Regions from separate parts of the Homo sapiens genome. Here region 1 is linked to region 2. The links are chromatin contacts, found by Hi-C in ENCODE. All regions are on one chromosome and are shown on one strand. Each heading gives the region's core, a stretch centred on a gene start or an enhancer-like site at or near the end of the contact. The rest is flanking DNA. Distances are from core to core; before and after follow the strand shown. Region 1 holds the start of LATS2 (large tumor suppressor kinase 2). Region 2 overlaps XPO4 (exportin 4).

Region 1 (5,111 bases), core at 2,045-4,544, 250 kb before region 2:
TGCAAGGTTGCAGTGAGCTGATATCTCACCATTGCATTCCAGCCTGGGCGACAGAGCAAGACTCCATCTCAAAAAAAAAAAAAGAAAAAGAAAAAAAGAAAAAAAATTATGTTAACTATCCTACTATAGAAGTATCAGGAAGTATAAGACAAAACCATTCAGAATCACTACACTACATCCAGAGACTACCACTTTTAACATTTGGCTGTGTAATTTTCTGGGCTTTAAAAATAGTTTAAAAAATATACATGTGTACATAGTTTATTGTATATACATATAAAATAAACTTATATTGTTGCTGTTTTTCCTTTCTTTTTTTTGTTTTTAGTAGAGATGGGATCTTACTCTGTTGGCTAGGCTGGTCTCGAACTCCTGGCCTCAAGTGATCCACCCATCTCAGCTTCCCAAAGTGCTGGGATTACAGGCATGAGCCACCATGCCCAGCATGTGTTTTTCTTGAACACCTCTACCTCTACCACACTATAAACCCCATCAGGGGATAAATCTTATGGTTTTGCTTACCATGTTATCCCAAGTATGATTTATTTTAGCACATGGCTCATAGCAGGTACCAATAACAAAACAAAACAGAAACAAAACAAAACAAAAACCCAAACATGGGTTTTTTAATTTTAGCACATGGTTCATAGCAGGTACCGATAACAAAACAGAAAACAAAACAAAAACCCAAACATACAACAACAAACAAAAATGAGAAGGAATGAATGACTGCATGTTAATAAACACAAATCGTTAATCACAACATTCTTCCATGTGAGCGTGTCAGCTTTCCCAACCAAGCCCCTATCTTGGAAACTTGTTTCCAATTTGTCTGTATTCATATATATATATAAAATTTAAAATTTTTAATGTTTTTTAAAAAAGGCACAAAGAATAGTATAGCACACATTATTGAACCCAACCTCCCAGAACCAACAACTTTTAAGATTTTGAGTTTTATTTCCGTTTTTTAAATAAAAGAAAGCATTGTAAAGTTGAAGTCTTCATTTTTTTTCTCTGCTCAATTTCCCTCCTTCCCTCTAATATAAACAACAGCTGTCATGAATTTGGTGTGTGTGATATTGCATTCTATGTCTATACTTATATAAAGTATGTGATCATTTTAGGTTCTGTGGGATTTTGATTATTTATAAATATGGTATCACAGTGTATATATATAGTTCTGCAACTTGCTTTTTTTCACTCCACAGTGCTTTTGAATTCTTTCTACCATCATTTATCCTTTACAACTACAGAGCTAGTTCATTAACTTAGCTACTGTGTATATTCCATCATTTGGATATCTACCTTTCATTTTCCTACCCCTTGACTGGACATTTGGGGTTTTTCTCAATTTTTCACTACTGCAAACAATGCTGAAATGATCATTGTAACTGCAACATTTTTATTAGGTATTTTATGCACAAATTTTAAGGTCCATTAAATCTATTTTATAATATTTTTCATTCCACAAGTGTTTTAAAAATTATTTTTACATCTTTGAAGGCAGAGCAGGAGCAGGATCTTTAAACACACAACAAAAAAAGATTAGCAGCCATGTGGCTTGGGGTTGGGGTGGAGAAAGTATAGTCAGCTTAAGAGTGAAAAGAAGGCCAAGCATGGTGGTGTGCGCCTGTGTTCCCAGCTACCCTAGAGGCTGAGGCAGGAGGATGGCTTGAGCTCAGGAGTTCAAGGCTGATGTGGGCTGCAGTAAGTTATGATTGTGCCACTGCACTCCAGCGTGGGCAATGGAGTGAGACTCTGTCTCTAAGAAAAAAAGGAAAAAATGTGGAAAAGTACATAGGTAATGCCAGTAGGGCTCAATTGCAGAATATTGGCTGGAGACTTATTTTGCTCCCAGTACTGTGCAAGATATCTGGGTAGCATACAGGATACTATCGAAAAATTAAATTGAATTCTAAGCTGCACGATGATGGTTTCTTTTTTTTTTTTTTGCACACTTCTGCTGGCAGGAAGGGATTACGGTTTGATTATCAGAGCCCAAAGAAGAGAGAAAACAGAGATCTGAGAAGATTCCCTGGAAGAGCTGAGGCCTTAAGAGATTGAAAGAGAGGGAGGGGAGGAGGATGAACCAGGGACTGAAGGCTGGGTGAGACTGTCAAAATAGTGCACAGATAATGACCTTTACTACTGTTTCCCATGAGAGTAAAATTTAAAAATTTCACAAGAGTTTGTCAATTAAAGAGGAAATCGAGTTGACTTTAAACACTATATTGACCCTCAGCATCACTTGCCACAGATATAGGTGGTAGGAAGTATGATGTTAGGAGAGCCAGAAGTAGACTGAGGATTTGGCTTCCAGTCTATTATTTCTACTGTGAATCTTTGCACCATCCCTGCTTCTGTCCCTGTACCAGATCCACAGTCCTCAAATGGATAGTGAAGCTGTTCAAAACCCACGACCTCACTTGCTGGTATATACGGTACTATACTATTCCCTACACCATAAAATACTTCTCAGAAAGAAAATATACATGGGGAGGGGAGGTTGATTAAATTAAATCAGGTTAAATTTGGGTGTGCATCAGACGTTCTTTTTTTTTTTTTTTTGAGACGGAGTTTTGCTCTTCTTGCCTAGGCTGGAGTGCAATGATGCGATCTCAGGTCACCGCAACCTCCGCCTCCCGGGTTCCAGTGATTCTCTTGCCTCAGCCTCCCGAAGAGCTGGGATTACAGGCATGAGCCACCACGCCTGGCTAATTTTGTATTTTTAATAGAGACGGGGGTTTCTCCAAGTTGGTCAGGCTGGTCTCGAACTCCCGACCTCAGGTGATCCACCCGCCTAGACCTCTCAAAGTGCTGGGATTACAGGCGTGAGCCACCGCTTCTGGCAAACGTCCTTCTTAATTGTTTGATTCCACTGTCCCAATAGCCGTCTGTCCTTTTCTGCCCCTATTTTTAGTGTCCAGCCACTAGTTGGTAACTTGGTGGCTCCTTCAGGCCTGCTAACTTTTTTTTTTCTTTCACCAAGACTGGTATGAGATACTTAAGAATAGTGGCTTTAACGACAGTTACCAACTTTTAATACAAATGCAGTCGAGAGGGCAAATACTCAAGTTTGGGGGCAGATAGCAGCCAGTCAAATAGGTCCGAGAGGCCCTGGCGAGCTACCGCAGGCCAGCAGGGAGGCCGTGGGCAGGTGGCGGTCGAGGCCGGAGGCAGGAAGCACGGCCGGGCGGGGCTGGGCGGAGCGGCCGCGGAGGAGCAGGGGCCGCAGGCGCCCCGCCCGGACTGGTATGCGGCCGAGAGTGACGCGGGAGGCGGGGTCACGTGACGCCCGTGGAATGCCAACAATGTAGCGAATGTCCCACTTGGGTCTGCGCTTTGGAACCGCGGCGTGAGCGCCCCGGGAAGATGGAGCAGTCGCCGTCCACGCCACCGCCGCCGCCCGGGGCTCCCCCGTCCCTGCGGGGCCAGCAGCAGCTCCAGCCACCAGTGCCCGGTCTCCCGGCGCGAGAGGCCCGGGAGCCGCCGGCCAGGACGCCCCCGAGGGTGTAGACCGCGCCCCTGGAGGTGAGGGGGCTGGGAGCTGGGGTCGGGGCGGCAGCTCGGAGGGTGGCGAGAGTTTCCGCGAAGCGGTCGAGCCCTGCGGCTCCGCGCACCTACTGTGGTGCCGAGGCTCCGGGAAGGGCGCCCGGCGGGGCGGCCGAGGAAGTTTGTCCGGACGGAGCCCTGCGCCCTGCCCCCACGGTCCGCGCCCGCCCGGAGCCGCCCCCGCCCGGCGGCTCGTAGTCCAGGCCGTACGGAGCCCGCGGAGCCGGTTCCAGAGGAGCCGGGGAAGTTGGAGGCCGGCGTCGGGCGGGGGCAGCGGGGCTGCGCCGCTTTGTTGTGCGGCGACCGGGGCGGCCGGGATCCCGGCGGGGCAGGGGCGGCGCGGGCCGGGGGCGGTGTCCTAGACCCGAAAGGCCGTAGCGCCGGGCGCGCCTCTGCTTCCGCTGTCTCCGGGGGATCGGCTTTTCACTAGACGCCCGGCCGGGCGCCCCTGACAGCCTCGGGACCCCCGGTCCGGCGGCGCAGCGGTCCCACGGATCCGGGGCCATCCTCCCGGCCGCGCCATCGTCCCACGGGCCAATCAGTCCTTCAGAGCCCGCCCTGTTGGCCCCCGCCGGCCGCCCCGTCGTCCCGCGAGCCGACGGACCCACGGCGGTGCCGCAGTCGAGGCCGCGCCGCCCCTCAGCCCCCGGTGGCTGCGCCGCCTCACCCACTGCCGCGCGGTTCCCACCCCGTTCCCCGCGGCCGCGCCGCCGGCTCACGGGCCAGTCAGCCCCTCAGAGGCCACCGGACCCTGGGGGCGCCGTTCCTCCCGGGCTGCGGGCGGCCAGGCCCTGCTCGGCGTCTCCCGGCCGGCTGCCGCGCCAACTCTGCGAGTTTGCTCACGGTCTTGGCGGGACGCGGCCCGAGGCGCAGGAGCGCTTTCGTGGCCACGCGAACGGCGGCCGTTGCATAACACGCCATTCCCGTGCCCTAGTTTAGCGACGTGTGGGGGGTTTGGCTTTCTCTTCTGATGTAAGCTCACCTGCGCTTAGCTCCCCAGCCGGACTCTGGAGATGGGGATTCTGACATCATTCACATCTTGCCATCACATCCTTCAGCCCAACTCCAGAACTTCTGGGGAGCTTTCCCTCGGGGATGGAGTGCGGCCTGGAGCAAACCCGTTTGTGAAATGCAAGTCTCCAGTGTCCCGAGGGTTGGGAACGGGGGGCGAGGCGAGGAATGGACCCTGAAGAAGGTAAAACCCACCCGACCAGGGCGCCAAGCAGCCGGTAACAGGGTCCCGAGTTAGCTCGGCGGCTGGCGGCTGTTCTGAGGCCTTTGGATGAGAAATGCTATTTTGCGAGGATCACCATGAAAGAACTTAACTTGCAGATTTTTTTGACAAAAATGTTGTTATTTTAAGACAAGATCTCGCTCTGTCTCCCAGGCTGGAGGGGAGTGGCGCGATCTCGGCTCACTGCAACCTCCGTCTCCCAGGTTCGAGCGATTCTCCTGCCTTAGCCTCCCACGTAGCTGGGATTACAGGCCCGCGCCACCAGCCCAGCTAATTTTGTATTTTTTAGTAGAGACGGGTTTCGCCGTGTTGGCCAGGCTGG
Region 2 (4,935 bases), core at 1,579-4,078:
AATCTCAAGACCAGCAGGACAAGGTAGTAAAGAAAAAGGTACTTGATAAAGTTTTTAGGAAGTTGATTATAGAATGTAATGCAATAAAATAAATTTGCAATTTGTCAAGTGAGTGAGTGTATTTAGAGGTCAGCATTCTTGATTCAGAATTTAATTTCTCTGGCTTGTTGGGTAATTACTTTGTAGTGAGGTTATGTGACAAAAAGGAAGCCATAAATTGAAGCCAAATTACAGATTGAGAAGTGGGGAGCATAAATTTTGGGATATCTCAGTGATAAGAGGGAAAACAATACTTATTCTCTGGATGGTTGTGTCCGTACAGTGTAACTGTGTAGTCTACCTTGCACCTTCACCCATGAAAGGATGGATTGTTTGAAGATCCTTGCCAACATCCCCACCAAACGGTTCTTGTAGCTATAAAAGAATAAACTGATGATACTGGAGAGAGCAAGCTGGCTGTCCAGCGCCCCCCACCCATCAAGCACATTCATTTCCTCTGCTTAAAAGATAGAATTAAATCCATGAGTATTTTTTAAAGCTTGCACATTAAAAGTATACTTTTTAGAAATAATAACAATAGTTTTAGCTCTACCAGGATATTTGGAAGAAAACTAGTTACTATTTTACCTTAAATACAGATTCGTATTAAAAGAAGTGTTTTAAGAATTGTTTTAATGTTTTAATTCTAATTGGATGATAACCATGTAATATTTCATGACTTGTATGAGTCAGCTCTGATTGTTTAAATCTGCTTTACCAATCCTAGTGCAGAACCAGTGTTAAGTTTCACAGAATTCTTGCACCTTTAGTGCAGTGGATTTAGAATAAAGCTTACTTACTGTTATAACTATTGTTCCATATCATATTTAAGTGATCTGTCTGTAAGATTTTTCTAACAGCTGCAATACTTGTCTACTAAATCCATTTCTCTTGGGGGATTCCAGAAACCAGGAATACTGTCAGCTGCATAGGTATTCTGAAGTTAAATTAATTCTGTATTTTAAGAACTAGCTAGAAAAAATAAAAATAACTAGACGTGGATTTATTTTTCATTTGACATTCAAAGACTTCTAAATTCCTACATTTTTAAGTGGAGAGTTCATGAAGTTTTTTTTGTGACATTTGTGTCACTATATTGTTCCCATATTTGCCTTAAATGATACTTCGCTAGGAAAGAATCTACATACCAATAGCAGATGAATAACAGCATAAACTAATAGTATAGCTCTTTCAGTCTTTAATCGTTCATATGTCCTTCTTAATGTTTTACACTGTGCAGCACAAATATTATTTGTGATTTGTTGTTAGACGTGGGGATTGTGCTGATGCCTGTAAATTTTAAAGTTATTGTGAAATGTTTCATTCATATAAAGTACTAGTTTTATGTTATAAAAATATAAAGAATAATGAAATGAACGATTATGTATCAACCACGCAGATTAAGAAATAGTATAGTATATTGATGGAGCCTTTTTCTGTTGTTTTTTAACCTGTGGTTTTTTCCTTCTCCTGTTATTGCATGCAAGTGTTTGGTACATTACTTATTTCTGCCAAGTGAGTCTATAAGCAGATGCTGCTGGTGAACTTCCCAGCCAGTGTTTTGGGCACTTTTTTGCAGCTTCTACAATCTCTGATAGTTGAAGCTGTTTTCACTTCCAAACTGTTGTAAAGAATAATATAAAAGGAACTTTTTGAAGGATATTCTGTAGACATAAGATTTTCTGTGAAAATGAATTGCCCATATTCATCTCACTGCATTTTTTGTCTGTGAATCACATATCTAACACGTTATTTATGTTTACATATGAAGATAATCTTGATGATCAACAGAAAAAGCTTTCCAATTTCATTGAAAGGATTTGGAGTTGTCATGATGATTAGTTGCTGTTCACAGGAAAACAAACTAACTACCTTAGCATGAGATTTAGCTCATATTTTTACAGTACCTGATATTAGATTTATATAGATAAATATAAATATAGATAAAGACTTTTTATATTTTAGAGCAGTTCTGAGTCCACAGCAAAAATTGGGTGAAAATACAAACCCCCTCAAACATGCAGCCTCCCCACCCTCACCCATCAACATCCCACACGAGAGTGGTACATTGTTACAGCTGATGAAACGACATTGACACATCATCGCCATCCAGAGTCCATAGTGTACATAGGGTTCACTCTTGGCATTGTACATTCTATGGGTTTGGACCAGTGTGTGATGTCCATCATTAAGGTATCATACAGAGTAGTTTCACTGTGCTGAAAATCCTCTGTGTTCTGCCTATTTATCCTTCCCTGCCCCTCACAACCTCTGGCAACCACTGATCTTTCGCCTGTCTCCATAGTTTTGCCTTTTCTAGAATGTCGTGTAGTTGGAATCGTGTAGTGTTGTTAGATTTTAATCTCTGAAATTCAATTTGATGTCAAAAAGGGGACAGATTTCATATATTGAAAGTTTTCTTTTCAAAGCTTCATTTGACAGCATTTTCATAAATAAAAGTAACCACTATTTTGGAATTATGTATTCAACATAATTACCAAAACGTAAAAGATTTTTTTCTATGACTAAAGGGTTGCAAATTTATTGCTCTATATACTTCCAAGGTAATTATGGGCATTGAGAGATAAGTGCTGATATCATAATTTGATTACCTTCTCCACCCTGCATTTCCAGATGGAGTAAAGTGGGGTCAAGTAGTCTCGTAAGCTCTAAGCCCCTCTCCAAAGCCTCTCTGGCAGCAGGCCTGACAATACCAAGGGCATGAGCACATAGTGTCTAGCTTGGTCTCCTTAGTCATCTCTGTGCACGTGCTGCTGCCTTGGCTGCTGGGTTTTGGCCAGAGTGGCCATGGAGCAGGGCCAGGGTATTATGAAAAAGCGCTAGGTTAGGTTTCAGTTTTCTGTGATTAGACTGAAAGATTTAGTTGCCAATTGTCAACAACCATATTTCTCACACTTTGCTCGATGAGTTATATTATCTCCAAAAGAAACCAGAAGGCTGTTTAGAAGTCCATAGTCTTACTGTAAATTGCCATCCAATGAGTTGAGGCTCTTGCAGTCTACCTCTGATCTTCTGTTCTAATATCAGAGTGTTAATAGGAGGGATTATTGAAAACTTTTTTTAATAATAGAAAGGCATATAAGACTTTTACTTTTTAGTTATACTTTTATGTATATGAATAATTAAACCACGATAACATGTGTTAGATATGTACCTAAAAAACAACCAAGATAGGTCTTAGAAAATATCCTGCTTTTTTTTTTTTTTTTTTGGAGACTGGGTGAGTCAGAGGATGCTATTCCTAAATTCCTCTTGTGATATGTTACCAGTCTGTTTATTTTGGCAAGATAAACTGTTAAGACTTAACAAATGATGGCTGTAAAGCACATGCTTTGTTAAGTATATAAACAGGCCACAGATGTTTCTATGGAAAGAAAGTATCTTATTCATCTCCATATTCCAGTGCCTGGCTCTTAGCGTTCAATAGATTTTTTTTTTTTTTTTTTGAGACAGCGTCTTGCTCTGTCACCCAAGCTGAAGTGCAGTGGCGTAATATTGGCTCACAGCAACTTCTGCCTCCCGGGTTTAAGCGATTCTTCTGCCTCAGTCTCCTGAGTAGGTGGAACTACAGGCATGTTCCACCACGCCTGGCTAATTTTTGTATTTTTAGTAGAGACGGAGTTTCGCCATGTTGGCCAGGCTAGTCTTGAACTCCTGATTTCAGGTGATCCACCTATTTCAGCCTTCCAAAGTGCTGGGATTACAGGCATGAGCCACCATGCCTGACTGAGAGCTCTCCTAAAGTATAAACCTAGGAGTGGAATTTTTTGATCAGAGAGTATGTAAATGTTCACTTTTAGAAGATAGTAGTGTCAAATTTTTCCGAAAGTGATTGGACCAGTGTATTACGTGTATGTGAGTTCTCAATGATCCATGTTCTCACCAACATTTACTGCCAAACTAGCAGGCATAAAATATGATCTTAATTTGCTTTCCCAAGTACCAGTAACATTGAGCATCTTTTCATATATTTAAATATGTAGTTCTGTGATTCCTCTTTTGAAATGCTTGTTTGTGTCCCTTGCCCATTTTCCTAATGGGATGTTTGTCTTTTCCTTACTGATTTGTAGAAAGTCTATATATGTTCTAGAACTAGTTTCTTGTTGGTTATATGGGTTTCAGATTGAGATGGTTTGGCTCTGTGTCCCCACCCAAATCACATGTCGAATTGTAATCTTGTAATACCCACGTGCCAGGGGCGGGGACCTGGTGGGGGGTGATTGGATTATGGGGGTGGTGGTTTCCCGCATGCTGTTCTCGTGACATTGTGTGGCAGTTATCTCCTCACTGTTTCCCTCCTGCTCTGCCATGCTAAGACATGCTTGCTTCCCCTTCGCCTTCCACCATGATTGTAAGTTTCCTGAGGCCTCCCAGTCATCCTTCCTGTTAAGCCTGCGGAACTGTGAGTCAATTAAACCTCTTTTCTTCATAAATTACCCAGTCTCAAGTAATTCTTTACAGCAGTGAGATAATGAACTAATACACAGATCTATTCTTTTTTATGGCTTTTTCACTTTTTTTCTGTATTTAAAATATGGAATAATTCTGTATTTAAAATATGGAATAATTTTAGGTTTACAGAAAATTTGCAAAGACAGTACAGAGAGTTTCCATGTGCCTTGTACCCAGTTCTCTCTTAATAGTATCATCTTTTGTAGCCATGGTACATTTGTCAGAACTAAGAAATTAACTTTGGCATATTATTAGTAACTAAACTAAAGGCTTTATTGGATTTCACCAGTTTTTCCCCCAATGTCCTCTTCCTGTGCCAGGACCTAGTCCTGGATATCACATTGCATTTTGACTTCATCATATTGTTTGATGAACAAGTGTTCCTCATCTTAATGTAGTTGAAAGTTTTTTTTTTAATGATTT

The links. A loop is a pair of places that touch in the nucleus more often than their neighbours do. Pooled maps may share reads with other maps.
Region 1: a map of ascending aorta shows a loop between it and region 2 (2.3-fold over the local background). The contact joins the promoter of LATS2 here to the enhancer-like site in region 2. A Hi-C loop is called at or near these places in 4 of 168 maps with a recorded cell type or tissue (ascending aorta, endothelial cell of umbilical vein, gastrocnemius medialis and 1 more) and 10 of 50 pooled maps.

Annotation. Positions count from the first base shown.
Region 1 is chr13:21,059,769-21,064,879 of GRCh38, reverse strand. LATS2 (large tumor suppressor kinase 2) reads left to right here and starts at 3,294. Exons shown (of 8, transcript NM_014572.3): 1 at 3,294-3,534. RefSeq lists silencers at 3,080-3,879, 4,020-4,429 and an enhancer at 3,935-4,827.
Region 2 is chr13:20,812,529-20,817,463 of GRCh38, reverse strand. All of the region lies in intron 9 of XPO4 (exportin 4), which reads left to right. Among named protein-coding and RNA genes, the nearest start is that of EEF1AKMT1, 41 kb to the right of the region's middle. Within about 2 kb of position 2,828, at least 21 of the 41 ENCODE cell types and tissues checked have a DNase peak (open chromatin) inside an H3K27ac peak, as active enhancers do; they include ascending aorta, endothelial cell of umbilical vein and gastrocnemius medialis, where a contact is called at or near this core.